Linked DNA regions of Mus musculus: all the other regions are linked to region 2. Evidence: chromatin loops called from intact Hi-C (ENCODE). Cell type or tissue: gastrocnemius. All regions are shown on one strand. Links, peaks and the distances in the headings refer to the core of each region. The heading gives the core; the rest is flanking DNA.

Region 1 (2,500 bases), core at 1-2,500, 120 kb after region 2:
AAATAGACAAACAGAAACACACCAATAAAAACAAAAGGCAGTGAAGCAGGGGTTGGGGGGACGGCTCTGTTGGTAAAGTGTTTGCCATGTACTCTGGAGGACTCTCAGGAATCAGATAAAAAGCCTCAGTGTGGTGGTGTGTTCCTGTAAATCCAGCACTGGGGAGGCTGACACAGGCAAAGCCCTGGTGCTCACTGGCCAGCCAGAAAAGGAATGAGCCACTCTTTAGAAGCATTCTATTTTTAGGGAACCCATTTGATATATGGAGAGGTCAATGGGGGAAGGGATTCATCTCACAAAAGCACGCACAGCCTGAAGTGAAATTTCTGGTTTCTTTCGAGACTCAGTTGTGTCATGTGATTTTTTTTCCCTGGAAACAGTCTTATGAGAGGATGTTTTTTCCTGAAGCAGACACAGGGGAGGATGTTTTACTAAGAACAGACATGTGGTGTTTTTCTGGAAGCAGCCAGAAAAAGGGGCATGTGATGTTTTGCTAGAGTGGATGCTTGAGAGAACATGCGATGTTTGGGAAGGATATAAGTATGACCCAATAGACAGTGGACGATGCTGGATGGTATTAGTATGCCTTACCATTCTTTGCTAGTTGTTTGTCATGTCAGAAACACACCAGTAAACTTCCAGTGGTGTTCTGGTGGCTTCTTGATGCTTCTGTGAATTCGGACAGTTTGGCAGAGCCTCCCGGGTTTCTTCTGATTTGTGAATGGTGTTTTCGAGTGGATCAATGCTGATTCGTATGAACTGAGAGGCTGATATCCTGACACTGCAGATTGGATTTGCTCCAAAGAACTATTTCTAAGCAGGTCCATATCCTCCTTTGCCCTATTAACCTTTCCTTTCCACTACCTCTGGTGGGTGGTGGCCTAGAAGGGAGGTTAAAGTGTTTACAAACCCTTATTAAAAGTAGGTTTTGAGAAATCAAAGCCTACAATATCCACCCCATGGGTGATTGTGTGGTAAGGTTTTCAGTCTTGTACATTTGCATCCAGATGATCCTTTGTTGTTAAGACTATACTTTAATTACAGCAGCATTGGACTTGTACCCTCCAGATGCCAGTAGCATCTCTTTACAGTTGTGACAAAAATATCTTTAGACATTGACAAAAGTTCCAAGTGTGCATGGGAAGGAGTACAATATGCCCCTAGTGGAGGACCACTCAGTGTACAGGTAATATAGGTGAGCACCTATAGTTGTGCTGATATGGCTAAAGTAGACTTTAGGAACACTTACTAATTACCATTTTATACATAAAATACAGAAGGGCCAAGCAACTCCCTCAGTGTTACATTTGTGAGATGAGAGAACTTGATTCTGTCCTCAGCGCCAGCTGTCTTGCCTGCTGTCCTTGAGGATTGGCTGGCTCTACTCACTGTAATGTCAGGGGCTGGGGAGATGGCTCAGCCATTAAAGTCACAGCAAACATATGGACCCAAGTTATCAAGCATTCATGTAAAAGTAACCAATGTTGAACGCTGGGCTCAGGGAGACACTGTCTCAGAATCTAGATGGAAAGTAACTGAGCATTGACCCTCAGCATTGACGTCTGGCCTCCACACACAAGTGTGCATGTACCAACACACAAATAGGTACATCATACCCATCCACCTTGTGAAACAAACAGAGTCCTGAGTAAGGGCCGTTCAGTGTAACCCAGTGAGACCAGTGGTGTCTGAGACCCTCACATATATACCTCAGCCCCAAACTGGCTGAGGCTCCTGTGACAACAGCACAGTGGACAGCTGATCTAGAAAGCAGCACCAGGCAGGGCCAGCAGGTCTTCCTCATATAGATACTCAAACTTGCTAGAAATATAGAGGCACATGTGGCTGGGCCAGGATGAGGCATCTGTATGTTCACGATGAAGCCAGGAAGTGGGAGGTGTGGAGGAGCGCAAACTGCGGTGGGGAAGCAGTGACTGAGTCATGATTTTTTCCCAGCTTCCTCTTCTGGCCTCTGAGCATGCACTCAGCTATTCTCTTTCCTCCCCATGAAACCAGCAGTTTGGTCCTACCTGGATAAGTATATGGTGTGTGTTCACATGCCCTCTGGGTACCATAACCTTTGGCTAGAAATAAGGCAGAATTGCCTGGTGAGATGTTTGGAATGCTGCATTGCTAGCTCCATGAGAATAGGGTCTGTATGGTTCGCACAAGTGGAGATTGGAGTGGGATGGATGCAGGATGGGAGGAAACTGGGAGTGGGCACTTTGTGTGAGATTTGGGTACAGGGAAGTGGCAGCAAATACCACTGATTCATACAGAACACCGCAGAGCCTTCAGTGACACCTCAGACCTGCACTCAGCCTCCCTGGCACTCACAGGACAGAGGCACCTGGAGAACCAGAAGGATGAGTGTCTCTGGACATCTGGGTCTTTTTAATTTGCTGTACTGGGGCTGGGCCCAGGCCCTTGGAAAGAGACTCTCCCAGAGCTGGACCCCCAGCCCTGGGTTCTTTCTTTGTCAAGATGGTCTTGATTTCAT
Region 2 (3,712 bases), core at 1-2,500:
ACCAGAGGGCAGAGATGAGTGTGAGTCTCCTTCCTTTGTAAGTCTAAAACCCAGCACAGCTCTTGGCTGAAGGAACCTGAAACCCATCGGTCCCAGAAAAAGCACAACACATAAAAATGCCTCTTCCTCCTTTTAAGTACATCTACTTACATTTACACCTAATTTTGCAAAGGCAAAATTCATATATGTGAATTAAGACTGAATTACTGGGGGGAAAGGTATAAAAATTTCATTTCCAAGTCAGCTAGTGATTCTACAGAGTTCTCGCCAATTGACATATTTATTCTAAATGGTTAAAACCACAAACTCATTGTGGAAGAGACCCAAGCCAACAGCAAGTTAAGTCTTCCAGTACAGACCTGGAGAGCAAGCTCCCCACAGGAGGATATCAGTGTCTGCCAAGGTCATCCAGCTGATGTGCAGTAGGGACAAGAGCTTTCATTTACTGGGGTCCTACCAATTGTTCTCTAACACCCTCTCCGCAAAACAAACAAATAAAACAGCGCACAAAGAACGCGTCCCCTCGTCAGGACACAGCTTAAAATTTCCAAGAAACCAAAACGGTCTCCCAATGTGTCTCCTCCGCAGGACTGGCCGCAGAGAGGGGGCAGGGAAGGTCACCAGTGAATTTCTGCCAGCAGAAAGCTACCCACTTTCACACTGCACGTCTACCCACATGGATGCACCAGGAGGGTTCAGGCGCCACTAGTTACCCTGTACAAGGTTCCCCAAAGCAGTCAAGGGAGACACTGAGTCTATTCGACTCTGCCGGCTCAGAAGGTTCCAGCAATGAATTAAAATCCCAGAACCAAGCGACGTGAAGAGGGCCACTCTGGCTGGACCTGCCACGCGGGGCAGGTCATCCTTACCCGCAGCGCCGCGTCCACACCTGCGCAGGCTGCGCCGGGGGCGCCCATGTAGGCAGCCAGGGGCCGCGACCCTCCGCCCGTGTCCCCTAGCAGGCGCGTCCGGCGTCGCAGGGCTGGGGAGGAGCCGCTGGGCCTGGGGTATCGCAAAGGCGGATCGCCGCTATCTGGGCTCCCCGGTGTCCGCTCTGCCGACTGGGGGCTGCGCCACGTACCTCGGCAGGCAGGTGCCGCTGCTTGGCTTCGCAGCTTCTGGGGCCTCCGCGCCGCGCCGCCCACCGCCTCTGTGTGCATGCTAGGGAGGGAGCGCTGGCAAGCCGCCAGCCCGGGGCCCCGCGCCCCAGCCAGCCCCCGGCGCCGCGCTCGCGCCAATTCAGCCCCGGACAGTCCGCTCCCCCGCGCGGATGCTGAGGGGGGTGGGGGTAGGCGGGGGCGGGGTCGCGCGTCACGAGGATAAGGGAGACCAATCAGAGTGCGCCGAGGCCCCGCCTGCGAGCGGACTGTCCCCCCGCCCCCTCCGACTGCTAGTGCGAGGGGGAGCGGGACAACTCCAGCCGAGAAGTAGGTGGGGCGCCAGGCAGCCTAGGATGAGGGTGCCCCGCGCTCGGGGATCTCTTCAACTCTCCCCAGGCTTGCGCGTGATTAGATAGTGGAAGGCGTTCCGGAGAACCTAAGGTGGCTCTGGACCGGTTAAAGGCTTTGACTGAGCATCCAATTAGGAGTCGGAGCTGGGGAACTAAGGGGCTTGACGTAGTCACGTGCTTTATTCGCCAGCTGCCCACTGGTCTTCAGGTAATTACTGGTCCTGGGTTCCTGAGACCCAAGAGACAAATACCAGGACAAGCTAAATCAGCGGTTCTCAACCTGGGGGTCGCCTAATACCAATGGAAGACACGTTTATTTACATTTACGATTCACAACAGTAGTGGAATTACAGTTATGAAGTATCAACGAAAATACTTTTTATGGTCAGGGGTTACCACCACAACTTGAGGAAGTGTATTAAAGGGTCGCAGCATTAGGAAGGTTGAGAACGATTAGGCTACACGGTTGTTACTGTGCTAGTTACCAAAGCCAACCAACTTGTTTTAACAGGAGAAGGAACTGAGGTCTGTGTGGGACTGAGGGTGAGTAGCTTTGAAGTCATTTGGAGGCCGAAGCAGGAACAGAACCTGGGCTTGGAGCGCTCAAATCTTATTTGTCTGAAAGCTAGAGAGGCCCTGGCCTCTCACACCTTATTTTGGAAAGGAAATGCCATACGATTTTTAAAAACACATTTAATAAATCCCAAAATTGGTGCATTAAAAAGGCCTAAAACCGGACTGGATCTCCCTTTTAGGATATTTTTCCCCATGATCTTCTAGAAAAGCCGACAAGAAAGGGATCCAAAGCGCAGAGTAAATGATATAATGTAGCCAAGTTCTTCTGAGGATGCAGACCCTTTGTTACTGCATGTGTGTGTGGGAAATCCCCTAGTGCCATAGTCTTTGTTATATTGGAATAGCTTGCCTTCGACCTCAAGAACATTTAACCACAAAGGGGCATTCTGATAGTCAGGAGGCACGCTTTCCAAGATAACAGCTCCAGTTTTCTTGGTGACTGCATAGCAAACTCCTTTTTGGGTCTGCTCAAGGTCCCGTGCTAGATCTGTGTATCAGCTGAGAAAATTGAAGCTTTGTAGTGGAAGCTTGTCAGCCTGTACAAACAGGAAGAGGCCCTGGGCTAGCTTTTAGAACTCCCTTCTCCAGCCCCAATCAAGCATGGCTATCCATCTTTTACCGAACAATAACCCTCTCATTTTGAGAAGGAAGATCCTAGACCCTGAGCCAAGAGCCGTTATCAGTTTTCCTTTTTACAGCAGCTTGCTCTCTTTGCTCTTTCTCCAGGGTGGAGAGTAGAACATGGTCGCCTGGGAACTGGGGGATGCTCTCTGGGTAGTCAATGCCAAGAATAAAGACATAGGAAAGAACGGAGTAGGTGGATTCTACTTTCATGGCTATCCAAAACAACAAATCTGTATGATTTTAAAGCGAGGACACTGGAAATAGTCTAGAAAGGGAAAAAAAGATGGAAGAAAGCCTGACATGTGGCTAAAGCCAGTGGGTTGGCCAAGGCTGGTCAGACACTAGCTAGCTGCCTGGAATGACTATAGCAGGAAAAAGATTGCAGAGCCGCTCACTCTCCTACTATTGGACCAGCCTGAGGCCTGCCTGTGTGGTCTGATGCTCTGACATCTCTGTGCCTTGGTTCTCTCCCACATCTCCCTGTGTGGAGCCCCACCCTCTTAGCAGTAAGGGCTGTCCTGGAAGCTGGAAGCATCCTGCCTTACAAGAGTAGGTGTAAGTTGAGGGCAATGAAGTGTAAGAAGTGAACTCTACCTTCTGTCTTAGTCTCCTGGGACATTTGTTTCAAATATTCATGAGCTCTGTCACCTAGTTGACACTTAGTGAAGGAAAAGAAGACCTGCTCCCAAAGTCCCCAAATAACACACTAGAATCAGCCACTAGATTTCAATGGTTTACTGAGTGGCTTCAGAGAAGCTTCCAGACTCTGGCTACCATACAGTAGGACTACTAATAAATCAGAGATAGCAGCTACCACTTCCTAAATTCACTTTTTCCATTTACTACATTAGTTAATCTAATGACGTCCTCTCACCCTCCCCTTGTGAGCTGCAATATTCTATTTTGGTAAGTTTGTCTAACTTTTGGTTCTATTGGGTGGGTTCTGTTTGAAGTTTAAAAAAAAAAAGATAAATACGGTCTGTGTCCTCCTTGTTGTCTCCGGGACCCTTTCAGAGAATCTCCACAGTCAAAACTATTGTATAATAATCTCATGACACAAAA
Region 3 (2,500 bases), core at 1-2,500, 130 kb after region 2:
TAGCAGAGAAACCAGAATTCCTACAGTGAGAATCCGCTTACACAGTGTTAGCAGAGAGACCAGAATTCCTACAGTGAGAATCCGCTTACACAGTGCTAGCAGAGAGACCAGAATTCCTACAGTGAGAATCCGCTTACACAGTGCTAGCAGAGAGACCAGAATTCCTACAGTGAGAATCCGTTTACACAGTGTTAGCAGAGAAGCCAGAATTCCTACAGTGAGAATCCGTTTACACAGTGCTAGCAGAGAGAAGCCAGAATTCCTACAGTGAGAATCCGTTTATACAGTGGTGTGGAGACGACATGCCACGGGCTCCCTATCAGCTGACAAGATGTGAACGAGGAACCACATTATAGGCTGAAACCACAGAGTCCCACTTTCTGCTGCGTGTTGGATGGAGCCACAGAGGCACCACTGTGACGAGGCTCCCTTGCTTCCTGTACAGGTCCTTTCAAACCCTAATCCCATAACCAGGAGAGAACTCGTCCGTCCAGGACAGGCCGAGGCAACGATAAATGGCTAAGAAGGGTCCCACTTACAGGCCAGATTGGGGTGAGGGATCCATATTAGGTGGTGGGGCCTACTGTCCTCTGAAACACATCCTTTGTGGCTCCTGCCAGGAGTGCTCCATGGCTCAAAGTCAAAGACAAACACAGCTGAGTCCTGACCTGGTTTCCATGAAGTGCAAGATGTCCTCGGGTCTCAGGCACTTCTCCTGCTGGTAATATGCATGTGGCAGGAACTGAAACCGGAGCTCATACACCTGGAACTTATTCCGTTTTTCTCCCATACAGAAGGACTCCTGGATGTCAACTTTCTGCAATACCTAGAACCAGATGAATGAACACAGAGAATCTGACTTGCTCAGCCCCCCAGATGATTGTGCATAGCAAGTGGATCACACGGTATCAAAAGTCTGAGGGGGCCACAGCCCCAAACTGCAGACACCCTAGTAAGCTCTGCCTGCATGAATGCCTTGCGGTATGCTCAAGTGAACAGCCCTGGTGTTTGCTAAGTTAACCCAGGAAGCATTCTTACCGCATTCTCCAGGCAAATGCTAGGGAACTAACAATTATCTTAAAAGCTTCTTGATCTAACCCTGTCTAGCACTTGGCAGAGACTGTCTGTCTCCTGGTAGGAGTCTGGAACTAAGATGCCAGTAGACTGCTCTGTTGGGGTAGGAGGAGGCAGGATCAGGTCTCCACCCAGCGTGTAATCAAGTATGAGAGACAGTTACCTCCCCCAGGCACACTCTGGTGAGCCTCTTCTTTAGACTCTTCACTTTCTTCAATGCTTTCTTGGTGTCGAACACAGGCACACTCATCATGGGCGTTTTGATGTTGGCACTGGCCACCATGAGAATCTCCCTCAATCTGACAAAGAATAAGGACACATCTGATCAGAGGTAACCTGATTTTCTTGATCGGGGTATGACAGAGGAATATGCCCTACCAGTCACAACTCTGGTCCTGCCAGGTTCCTGCAGGACCAGCTCCTCATGTGCAGTTACAGCTACAGCTCGCTTCCTTTCACCACTCCCTGCAGTCAGCAGGCACTTACAGAGAGCTTAGCAAATGAGAGACGGAGGAAAGAGTAAACTAGAAGCCTTCAGCACTCTTACTGAGCCCTGCCATCCCAACAGCAGCCTAGTGGGCTCAGCCTCTCTTCTGCAGTCACTGGAGCGAACTCTCAGGTTGAGGAGTTGGGGAAGCTATCCAGCATCGATCTGCCAGAGAGTGGAATGTGCATGGAGGAATGCCAGCAGGGTGGGTCCATGTTTTCCACTTCCCCAGCAGTCACCACACTGCAGTGTATGGCTATGTACCTAAAGGGTCATGGCCACAAGAATGACACTCCTGAAGCTGGGCAAACAGGTGGCACTGTGTTGGAATGAACCATACTCTTGTGTGTGAGGTCTCACAGGTATTTCTGGTAACCTGATGATGTGGCAGAAGGATACACAGAAACCCTACAAGATCTAGCCACAGAAACCACTCTGGCTCCAAATATGCTCAAGAATCCATACTTAGAGATCTCTTGCTCACTAGCCCTGTTCCTTGTCCCTCTCATAAGATGAGTCCTTGCCCAGGAATATTAGAGCAGATGGCACAGCTGCAGTATGCCTCCTTGTGCCCTTATACCTTGGAATGCCCAGGGTGACGTTCATCTCGCCTCTGCCTGCAAAGTGGAAGGTGTTCAGTGTCATCTGTGTGGAGGGCTCTCCGATGCTCTGGGCAGCCAGGAGGCCAACAGCCTCGCCTGGGTCACACAGTGAGCGCTGCCACTTCAGCTGCAGTAAGGTTCTCAGCCTGGAGACATAGGGGACAACAGCAGGAATCAGGAGCAAGTGTTAGGCTATCCACTACACTAGAAACCGGGAACACAGAGCCCTAGCTGGTTCCTTGTTTGTCACAAGAACATCATATGCCCTTGCCAGGCCAGTGACAAAGGCCCTCTGAGCAGTAGTTACTTTGTGACCATTCACATTCCCTCCCCGACC

The links. Hi-C counts contacts between places; a loop is a spot of excess contacts. Peaks named below come from ENCODE experiments on the same cell type or tissue, not always from the same donor. Only the 100,000 strongest peaks of a DNase experiment are listed, where the experiment ranks them.
Region 1: it touches region 2 in a loop (2.0-fold over the local background); 12 of 42 quality-filtered maps call a loop at or near these places.
Region 3: a loop joins it to region 2, with 2.1 times the contacts of the local background. A loop is called at or near these places in 3 of 42 quality-filtered maps.

Annotation. Positions count from the first base shown.
Region 1 is chr6:71,980,996-71,983,495 of GRCm38, reverse strand. No RefSeq gene overlaps it. Among named protein-coding and RNA genes, the nearest start is that of Gm26628, 18 kb to the right of the region's middle. In gastrocnemius, for the core only: a CTCF peak has its summit at 1,183; a DNase peak (open chromatin) is centred at 1,386; H3K27ac peaks cover 676 bases.
Region 2 is chr6:72,095,152-72,098,863 of GRCm38, reverse strand. It overlaps St3gal5 (ST3 beta-galactoside alpha-2,3-sialyltransferase 5), which reads right to left and starts at 1,256. Exons shown (of 7, transcript NM_001035228.2): 1 at 1,082-1,256. The coding sequence starts at 1,160. In gastrocnemius, for the core only: a CTCF peak has its summit at 1,093; DNase peaks (open chromatin) are centred at 658 and 1,269; H3K4me3 peaks cover 2,052 bases; H3K27ac peaks cover 2,141 bases.
Region 3 is chr6:71,966,185-71,968,684 of GRCm38, reverse strand. Polr1a (polymerase (RNA) I polypeptide A) reads right to left here. Exons shown (of 34, transcript NM_009088.3): 25 at 2,142-2,309; 26 at 1,238-1,373; 27 at 669-826. Among named protein-coding and RNA genes, the nearest start is that of Gm26628, 3.7 kb to the right of the region's middle. In gastrocnemius, for the core only: no CTCF peak of the experiment used is centred there; no DNase peak of the experiment used is centred there; H3K27ac peaks cover 2,305 bases.